2 separate regions of the Homo sapiens genome follow, and region 1 is linked to region 2. A link is an interaction called in ENCODE POLR2A ChIA-PET data of the cell type or tissue named here. Cell type or tissue: MCF 10A. All regions are shown on one strand. Links, peaks and the distances in the headings refer to the core of each region. The heading gives the core; the rest is flanking DNA. Region 1 has its middle 790 kb from the start of DIAPH2. Region 2 has its middle 500 kb from the start of DIAPH2.

What was found. Peaks named below come from ENCODE experiments on the same cell type or tissue, not always from the same donor. Only the 100,000 strongest peaks of a DNase experiment are listed, where the experiment ranks them.
Region 1: POLR2A ChIA-PET joins it to region 2 with 6 read pairs; 1 of 35 experiments calls an interaction of 5 or more read pairs at or near these places.

Annotation. Positions count from the first base shown.
Region 1 is chrX:95,890,441-95,895,836 of GRCh38, reverse strand. No RefSeq gene overlaps it. Among named protein-coding and RNA genes, the nearest start is that of DIAPH2, 790 kb to the left of the region's middle. In MCF 10A, for the core only: no CTCF peak of the experiment used is centred there; a DNase peak (open chromatin) is centred at 2,046.
Region 2 is chrX:96,180,284-96,185,679 of GRCh38, reverse strand. No RefSeq gene overlaps it. Among named protein-coding and RNA genes, the nearest start is that of DIAPH2, 500 kb to the left of the region's middle. In MCF 10A, for the core only: CTCF peaks have their summits at 1,654 (motif pointing left) and 3,134; a DNase peak (open chromatin) is centred at 3,109.

The DNA of each region.
Region 1 (5,396 bases), core at 94-5,093, 290 kb after region 2:
AAAATAAAAACATAGAAATTATCAGGTGTTGGAAAGGATATGGGGTGGCTATAAATCACATATACTGCTGGTGGAAGCACAAATTGTTGGAAGCATTTTTGCCGTTATATATGAACATATATAAACATATACACAGCGATGACCCAGCCATTCCACTCTTAGACATATCACCAATGCAAATCCATACCCATGTTTGCTAAAAGATTTATAATAGAATATTCAAAGCAGATTTATTTGTAACAGACAAACTGGAAAGTATCTTAATGCCTACTGAATGTAGAATAGATCAATAGATTGTAGTATAGCCATATAATGCAGTACTCTAGAGCAATAAGAATAAATTATTTAGACTATAATCAACAATATGGATAAACCTCAGAAGGCAGACACTAAAGGATAGATACTATGTCATTTTATTTAAATTGAGTTCAAGGACAAGCGAAAGTAACCTCTATTTTAGAATCAATATAGTTTAGGGGAGGAAGTGACTGAACAGAGCATATGGAGGGTTTGGGTTACTGACAATGTTGTGTTTCTTGATTCAATTTGTGAAAAAGTGTCAGTCTGTACCATTTTTATGTTTTCACTTTTTATAAGTGCATTATATTTCAATAAATAGGAATAAAGAATTAAAAAGAACAATTTGTAATGACTGAAATTTAAATCCCAGCTCTACCTCTTGCTAATACTATGACTCTGGTCAAATTTCATAACTCTTCTAAAAGCCACAACATTCTTACTTGTTTGATGATGTGGGTGGCAGTGGTAGTGATGATAAGAAGAAATGTTTACATGACACTTATTGTGCCAGAACAATCTAATCATTTTCTATCAATTTCATTCTCACAATAATCTTATTAGGTGGATAATACATAATATTATCTTCATGTAACAGATTAGGAAAGCTAGGCACAGAAATGTTAAATAACTGGCCCAATGTTATCTAGGTCCAGAATTGACACCTAAAAAAAAGTATATTTAAAAAGGTTTAGAAAACTGTAACCTAATAAATGTACATTAGAGCTTCTTCATTTTCATTAATGATAAAACATTACATGTAGCTCTCCTTCCGATGCCCATTTCCCATAGGCGCACTCTAACTGTATCCCACAGATAACCAGTTCAACATTCCTTTGTCCACAAGCTTGGAGTTCTCCATCTTTCTGGCATTGAATTGTTCTTAAATGAGCTTTCAAACTTTGAGGAAGCATAATAAAGAGGTTATGTGTTTCCTTCTTAAGCCAGTTACTTTCCACAATTACATACAGACATTTCTTATCTATTATTGGATAATCCTGCATATTTATAAGAAGAGGACTTTTAAAATCTCTATTTTCAGTGACAAGAAAAGGGCTTAACATATTAGGTGCTTAATAAATAAATGTTGAATTAAACATTCAAATTAAAGACCTTTCACTCCTTGGAGACATAACTTTTCATAGTTATTTTATATTTATTTTCTTGATTAAAGACCTTTTCTAATGCTATTGAAGCCTCTCTATAATGGTAGTTACTGGGAGGCAATGGGATAGGCTCTTTGGAGCAGGCAGAGTTTTTTGAGCTCCTCTAAATCATACTATTCTGGTAACAAATTATTTGGTCTATAAGCATGGCACTAACTCAGCTAGCCGCCAAAACTTTTCAATTCAATCTATTGGAATATCTCTTTATGGAGACTCATCTCAAATTTTATCATGGGAACCAATAGAAAAGATTTAATAAGCTTTTACATTAATTAGTTTTACAGCCACATTTTTGGAAACAAATCTGTTTCATAAAGAGAAAAAGCCTTACTTATAATGATAGCTTGCCTATGCAATGTTAATAACATAGTTTCTCTTTTGTTTGATGAACTTTCCCATTAGCTACTTGCCAGTTGGATGTCGACATCAGCAATTTAGAATCATAGCTCCAAATCTGGTCTCATTCCTACTAATGTGATATCCTTGGCTGCATCATGTTACACTGCAATCCATTGCACTCCTTGCCAGCAAGGATAACCACAGAGCCATTCCAATCTTTGCTATTGCTAAATTTCCTCTCCAAGTTTTGGTAGGCTAGTTGGGAGCCATCTGTAAGTGTGTTTCCGTGGCTACCATCAAGTTTTCCATCTGCCAGTATTTAACATTGCCTGTGTCTGAACTCATAAGCAAAACAGCCCTCTTGAATCTATGACTATATTTATAGGAGCAAAAGATTAAGTGATTCACATTTTAATTAAACCAAGGAAGAAAATAAATGGTGGAAATAGAAGAATCCCACTGTATGCAATAAGTAAGGTTGCTGTTAAAAATTATTTGGTGTGTCATCTGAGATTTAGCAGCACCTCAATAATAACTTGGGGTATGAGGGAAAGTATCTTGAGAAATTACAGTGATGGGACAACAAAAGCAAAGCAGCTACCATAGTTTAACACTTGAAACTTAGCTGAAGTGATTGAGGACATTTGTCATCTCTAAGGATCAGTTACTGTGTGTGTTCTTTGGTTTTGTTTTTTATGTAAGGTTGTAGTTCTTCCTGGGGAAGAGATAAGAAACCATGGATGTTGCAACTGGGTGGCAGTGGCAGCTAAGGCTTTTGGAAACTTAACAACCACTATGATCTAGATTAGTGCTTTTCAAACTGCAATTGAAGACTATTAGTGGGTTATATAATCAATTTAGACATCACAACTACCATATTTAAAGAGTAAAATAGGATAGAATAGAAAACATCAGTATGCATCACATATACTTAGGGTAAATATTGATTTATGAAACTTAGTTTTGCATGTGCGCACACACACACACGTGTTCTAGATCACAATGTGAAACATATTTCTTCCTGTATGTTGAGGTTAAAAAAGAAAGTTTGAAATCCTCTGATTTAGGGATAGATTAAATGCCATTGTCTACCCTTTTCAATTTTGTCGGAATAAATGGTGATGCAGTTTCTCCTAATTTGAAAGGGGCTGAAAACCACTAGTATTAACATGTTAAGATGAATTATGAATTTTCTTTTCAAGGCATTGAAAATATCAAAATGCTCTCATATTGAGTGCTCTAAATTTATTATCTTTTAATTAATTCATACGTAAGAGTTATATGTCTGAGTATATTGATAAGTTTCAAATCATCTTTCTAGAAAAGCTGTTTATTTTGGAAACAAATAAACAACAAGAATCTAGTTAAATTTGAATCTCTAGGAGTACTTTAGGACATCTGGTATTTTCCAACTTTAGGAGCATACCTGAAGCAGAAATAGATCCCGCCTTCCTCCCCCAACACACACATACACACACACACACACACACACACACACAGACAAACTAGGTGGTTGTGTTTACTCTGAAGTTTCCAGTCCAAACCCACAGTTCCAGTAGAATTTGTGACCCTCCTAAGGATCCTGTGGTATTTCTTTATTCCTTTGAGGCCTCTTCAAACTGATGTTGGTGCAGATACACATAGCATACTTCAAGCTACTTTGGTCTTCAGTTACTTTCATTTTAATGAGAAAATTTAGTAGACTATTTGATGATTTATTCATTTTCAATATCCATGCCTCAAAATCATTCAGGTTTGTCTCATCTGCACCATGTGTGCTAGAGTCCATTTATCTATGAGCTATCTTTTCTAACCCTCCATTCAAGTATATATATTTCCTGACTTCCAGATACATACAACTCCTAAACCAACCACTGCTTTTGCCTGAATTAAGAAAAATGCTTTGGATTTTTCTACATGATTCAGACTAGAATTGTGAGTAAAATTTTCATTTTTTTTCACAGCCAGGCTTGCTGTTTTATAGAAATAGTCTGAGATTTTTTAATATGGTTATACTAATGTGGCAACTGATCGGTCTGGCTTTGACAAAGTAAAATGGTGTTTTGAATGGCAAACCATTTGTTTGCTAGCCTTGCGTATCCAGAGGATCGGAGGGAGTATTATTCTGTCAATATGCACAAAATAAATGGTCTATGGAAATAACAATTCATTCATTTTATATTGCCTCAGTGATCAATGATGATCACTACTTGATTGATCCAGTTGTGGTGATCAGAATTAATCAGGAAGATGGCTGAAATTAATGGATTGACAGTGATATGTTTGTTGCTACCTAGAGTTTGTCATAATCATTCAAACAACACCCCGTTTATTGTTTGTTTTGCTTTATTGTGATTTTTGGCCAATTTTGCTGTTAAAATGGGCACTTGTTTGATAAACAACAAGCCCATCAGTGTGGTGAATATAATAATGTAAGTGTCTCTGATTGTATTTATAATGACAATCAATTTTTCCCTCTAATTACATTAATTATAGCATTACATACCTTTGTAATTTGCACAGGATTGTACTCAATTAAGTTCATGTTGTATTTCAATAAAGCAGTTTTGCCACTGCCGTAAATCTTTGCAACACTAAGTTGTAGAGATAGCGGCAACCGAAGATTGATCAAAAGTGTTGGAATTCAGTGGTAAATCATGTCTTGTTATTGATTACTAAAAGAGTCATTAATTTATGGAAGCTGGTTGGAGATTTTGGCAAGTTTAAAACTTATTTCAAAATCATTCTTAATCCTAGCCACAACTTTTCTTGGGAAGAGAGAGAAAGAGAGAGTGAGGATAAGAGGGAAGGAGAGAGCAAGGGAGATGGGGAAGGAGACAGTGAAAAAATAAATTAGAATTTTAAAATTTCAAAAATGATTCGATGTTGCATTTTGTTAAACAGAGTAAGGTGAAGAGTATGTATTAATATGTGGTTATTTCAAGGTCAGCAGCAACCTGACTATTACCAGGCCACAGTCAGGTTGAGTAATTGGTTTCTGACAGTAATCTTTAGTCTCTCAAATTTAGCTGACAGAAAACACCTAGCTATTCAGTCTAAAAGCAGATGGTTTGCCATAAGAATTCAAGCAGCAAGTGAAAAACAGCCCAGAGTAAGCCCTTTTCTTGCTTTCAAAATGGAAATTTCTAAAGGTATAGTCCCATTTTCTGACATTAATGAAAATGGTATAAAAAGGAATCTATAACTAGTTTGTAAAAGGCAGAAAGCCTTCATGCCTAGGAATCTTGTAATTTTTCATGTAATTTATGATACAGTATTTGATTTTTGTCATTTATACCATGTAATGGAGATTTTATTTGTCTCTAGGTTTCAAGTGTATGTTTAGTTTATCTTATCTTCATTTAGAGGTTTGAAGTACCTGTGACTAATTATGTAAGTTGACAGATTTGATATAAATAACCCCATATTCTGCTTTTTTCCTTCTCCCTTTTAAACTCTGAAAATGTTTGGAACAGTATAGGTTATGTAATGACAGGGAGCTTCTGAGCTTTTACCCCTGGGTGGAAGATTTGAACACCAGCAATGCAGCATGGCTGATAAAGAAAGAAACCTAGTATTATTGTTGCTAGATTT
Region 2 (5,396 bases), core at 306-5,305:
TCTATGAAGCAACAAATTAATGCCTGCCAAATCAATGCCAGTCTTTTATCTCAAAGCTAAAATTAACAAAGTCTTACCAATCCTTTAACATGTCACAAAAATGAAAGCCCTAATATGTGCCTTCATTAATGCTCAGTGTATGTTATTAGCACAACAGATCATGGTCTACCAATTACCTTTGGAAATAAAGAAAACTTCTCTTTTCATTAGCCTCTTTATAAAATGTCTTTAATAGTTCTGTGCTTTGTGAAGACTGACTTTCAGTGTTAGAAAAAAATAGTATGCTGAAATTTTAGAAATAGATTCTTCCTTTAAGGAACAAGAAGCCTTTAAGAATTCATAGCAACTTGGAAAAAGCTACTGGGCAGTACACAAGGAAAGGTCTCAATTATTTTTAAGTCACATGAAGAAATGTATTGTTAAGTTGTAAGCAAAACCATCAGCAGTCTCATGATGCCTGAATACAATGAGCATCCACTTGAATTAATATTTTAATTTGCCTTGTTCTTATTAAAGCACACATGGCAGGTTTCAATCTTGGCTGTGAAATGCTCTGATTTTAATTTTGGTAAAATCCATAGCAGTCATTTTATGTTGTATTCGATGGGAGGCTAATTTTCAACATTCCATTAACAAGGTCTCTTGAATGAGTATGAGGTTTTAAAATTAAATTTGCATATCTACCATGCAGTGATTCAACAGCCAGTCTCATTGCTTCTTTGTTACTGTGAAACATGATGCAGATTAGTAAAAGCATTGGGTTCTACACCTTTCCCATTTCTCCACTGATAGATATGTTTGGATAGAACTCTTATTATGCTGATTTCCTCATGTTATCTTTGGTTGCCTGGGATCGTGGAACAAGAGAATTCACACATTTTGGAAAATAATAGAATGATTCTCAGAAAGGCAATCACAGGAACACATTCAGCTGTGAAATTTTTCTTGAGTTGTACAAATACTTCTATGTTTGTCCAGCATCAGGACCTCTGAAAGGAAGAAGAATGAAAGATGTCTATTTAATGATAATATATACTTCCTGCTATTTGGGCAATACTGTCTTATATTTGGAGGATATAAGAGAAAATTCAAGACACTAACAAAAGGACTAGAGAAATATGGGTAGAGCAGGCTGATGAGGAGAAACTAGAATAAAGGAGGATATTGCATTTGCCTTAGGGTGGATGGATTAGGGTTTAGATTAGAGCCTTGTCTGTGAAAATGTAAAACCAGTGGTAGGTCTAGGAAATTCATAGAGGTAATATAGGGGTTTCAAAAATGATTCCCAGACCACTAGGCAGTATCAGTAATAATGCTGACAGTGATGAGGAATTTGGGGATGTTCTGGAAACATTCTGATGAGTCTAATTTTCAGTCATAGAAAATAATTCAATTGAAAAGATTTTATGGACAATCGGAATCAAAGGAATAAAAATGAATGAGGAAGGTGGATGCAGATTCCCTGTGTCCAGGTGAAACAAAGGTATGGAAATAGAATCGTAGTCTGTTGAAGTGAATGTGAAAAGACTAGATCAACATCACCTCTTAAACATTTTGAGGAGCTTGGGGAAATAGTCTGAGAGGGAGCATTCCTAGTTCTTGGGCATGCTACTTTTGGGTTTCTTATAGTGCCATCTGCTGTCCACAAAGAGCTGCATGCTGTGGTAACTATTGTTTTGATTACTGTACTTTATTGATATGTAGTGAGTTAAATGAAATAATGGAGTGCATTCATTCACGAGCAACTAGGATGAAAGTGTGTTATTATTATAAAAGGCTTGAAGGTACTCCGAAGTCCCTGGCCACTTATGTAGTTAATTCAAGCAACATGACTCTTATTTTGCTAACCCATCACTCTCTCTGACAAAAAATCATTGGAATAAAAGTCTATCTTTCCAGGCACTGAAAATGAACAAGACAGTTGTTGTAATGGCTCCAGTAATAGCAGTGGCCTATAGGATTTAAGCACTCCTTCTCCAGTGAATAACAAGGGACTAAATTAATGAAACTGATGTGGCTTGTACATTTATATGTTTGTGTGTATATCACCTCATTTCTGTCTGTAGAAAGAGAAACACTACAAATTATTCCTTGAATTATTGATGCAAATTTTGTAAGTCACCTCATTTTGCTATTAACACAAATAGAACTACTGTACAATAATGCATTCCGGAGAGTCATGCCCTTTAGGAACAGAATGGGTAGGCGGGTTAATTTGTATTTTAAATGAACGACTTGTGGGGAAATAAAACTTCTGTAGATTTTTCCTGCAAAAATCTCTAGCCTTCTAGGATAAAGACATGTATACAATCTAAATATAGGGGATATTTGCTTTCATTTCCGCTAGGAACATTTTACTATTTACATACAATGAAAATTCAATCTGTCACCACTTTTCTAGTTAATTGCTGTGACCCAAGAGGGACAAATAGTTACCACTCAAACTAAGTCCATAGGTTAAGATCCAAGGTGCCAGGAAGCCTGGAGCTTTATCTCCCTAGGCACTTACCAGACCTTGGAGACATCTTTAGAGCTTAGAAGCTGGAGACATCTGAGTTAATCTAACTCTTAGAGAGACATACTTACATTTCAAAAGGTTAGGATGATAATCTAGGATCATTTCCATTCCATCTCAAAGAAGCAAAAGTTTTTTCCCCTGCCATTGGCATCTTTCTTCTGTACATAATGGGAGAAAATTCATTGTTCTACAACATTCATTCATGAAATGCCCATTACTTGAGCAGGGAATTTGGCATAGCTCTCATTGTATTACCTCAAGGATGAGGTTGGGGATAACCACAAGGAGGAATGTGCTTATTATTTAAAGAAAGGTGATTAATTAGAAATTTGTCTTTGATCTAGAATACCTCATGTAAGCACTAGTAAAGATTACAAACCCAACAAACTGTGTGGTCAAGTTGATTTTCATGAAAAGAACACCTCAGTGATATTCATTTGAAAATTGCCAGATTTATTATGAGGCACTGTCTTAGGCATTATAGTATCCTATATAATTGTAGTGGTTTGTGCATAGCTCCTATCATGACAGAAATGGGTGGAGCTTAATATGTACCACAGAAAGACAGGCTTGTGCTTCTGCCTTCTGCCACATGGGGACACTGCATTCCTTCCTTCTGGAAGATGCGGCCCTCACCAGGCAGCCAATCCTGTTGGTGCCTTGATCTCTGACTTCCCAGTCTTCAAAAAATAAATTTCTGTTCTTTATAAATTACCTAGTCTGCAATATTTTGTTATAACAGCATACAACAGACCAAGACAGAAATAGGTGTCAGACTTGCATCATGGGGAAGGATCTTCCTGCTGTGTCTTCCTGTTTCGGCTTTTTCCTTCACAGACATTCCTCCAAATGCATCTCTGGCATGTAAAATTAGATCTTGCTTTCTGCTTTTCAGAGGATCCAAAGTGACACAGACATGAATGTAGAAGCATGAAATCTAAGTTGCCATTAGAAGCCTTCATATAACCCAAAAGAACTAGCTATAGGTTGATGCTGACATATTGGGCAATAATAGAACAATGGAAAGATCTGGTTTCTAGTCGATGTCAGTGTCTGAGTCTATTTGGGTTGCTCCAGAAAAATATCATAAACTGGACAGTTTATAAACAATAGAAATTTGTTTTTCAGAGTTTTAGAGGCTGGGATGCTCCAAGATCAAGATGCCAGGTGATTTGGTATCTGGTGAGGGTCTGCTTTCTGGTTCATAGACGGCATCTTCTCCTGTGTCTTCACATGGTGGAAAGGGCGAGCTAGCTCTCTGGGGTCTCTTTCATAAGAGCACTAATCTCCATTCATGAGATCTCCACCCTCATGACCTAATCACATCTTAAAGGCTCCACCTCCTAATCCCATCACTTTGGGGGTTAGGTTTTCAACATAGGAATTTTGCGGGGACATATGCAGGAATTTTTTGCTCTTTAGCTGAGCTAATCTGGGTTCTTGTCTCACAGCCAGGGAGAATTAGGCACACGGACACATTGAAGGGTTAGGAGGATGGAATTCACTAAGCAAAAGGAAAGCTCTCAGCAAGGAGAGGGGTCCTGTAAGCAGCTTTTCCCCTCAAAAATTGAATACCAGGGCCACTCCACATGAGCTGAAGAGGCCAGGCCCCTCCCCTGCATAAGGCATGAATTCTTGCTGGCTGAACCCCATTCCTGCAGTGGGCACACGGGCATGCCCAGGCAAGCTATAGGTACTATCAGAAAGGGCAACATTCAATTGGTTAAAAGCATTATTCAGAAAGAATCAATCAGGAAAGGGAGGGCAAACAGGGGCAGAAGTTCACTTTCTGGGTCTTGTGTTTCATCCGTACCAGCAGTCCGGTCTTTCAGCCTTCAGGCTGTTTTAGGCTTGAAGGTGAGATTTCACTGGGGACCCTTCCCTAGATAGGCATTTGTCTGCTTCCTGCCTCTATCAGACACACATCAATTCATTCAAGTCAGTAAAAGTCTGAATCAACTACTCTAAACTTGTCTTATTTCTGAACTGTTATATGAATTCACTTGTGTCCTTATTGGTTAAGTGAATTTAAATAATATTCTTTACTACTTGCAGCCAAAATAATCTTAATCCATATAAACAACTGAATAGAGAAGTGTGTAGAGTGCTTAGCATAGTGTATAAACATACCAATTGAGGACATTTTTGTGTGGTTAAAAGAATGAACTCTAGAACCAGGCTGCTTGGTTTCAAATTTCAGATCTACCACTTACTAGGTATATTAATTTGGGCAAGTATTTTTAAAAATAGAGCTAATAATATCGTTTATCTCAGAGGGTCATTAGAAGGATTAAATTAATTACATGTAAAATACTTTTAACTATTCCAAGCACATAAGTGTTATATAAATGTTTATTATTAGTAGTAGTAGTAAGTGCTCAATTAACATGATCATTATTATAATGAATATATTACATGATCATTATTATTATGAATATAGATGACTATATATTTTCATGATCATTATTATTATGAATACAGATGACTAAGTTCTGTGAAAATTATATTTGAAAGAGATAATGGTTAAGTTTGTGGGCTGGTCAGCAAAAGTGAAATTGTAATGTTCACTGCACAATTAAAATAGATATTTACATATAGATATTAATTGGTGTGAACAAAACAGGAAGTGTCAGAAATAAAGTAATAAAATTGTTTCCATTTAGATGGTAGATCTTTCCTATCACATAAAATCAAGCGGATAATTTAAATCTCCAGAATTTTAGTTAGGCTTTTATTCAAACTGGATGATTCTGTCTAGTAATAGCAGATCCATATGAGCCACATTTTCTCTAGTCTAGGTATGTTTCATATTTTCTGTCTGAATCATAACAAAAATGGATTGGTAGTTGTCTCTCCTCACTGGAAAGATGTTGTTCAA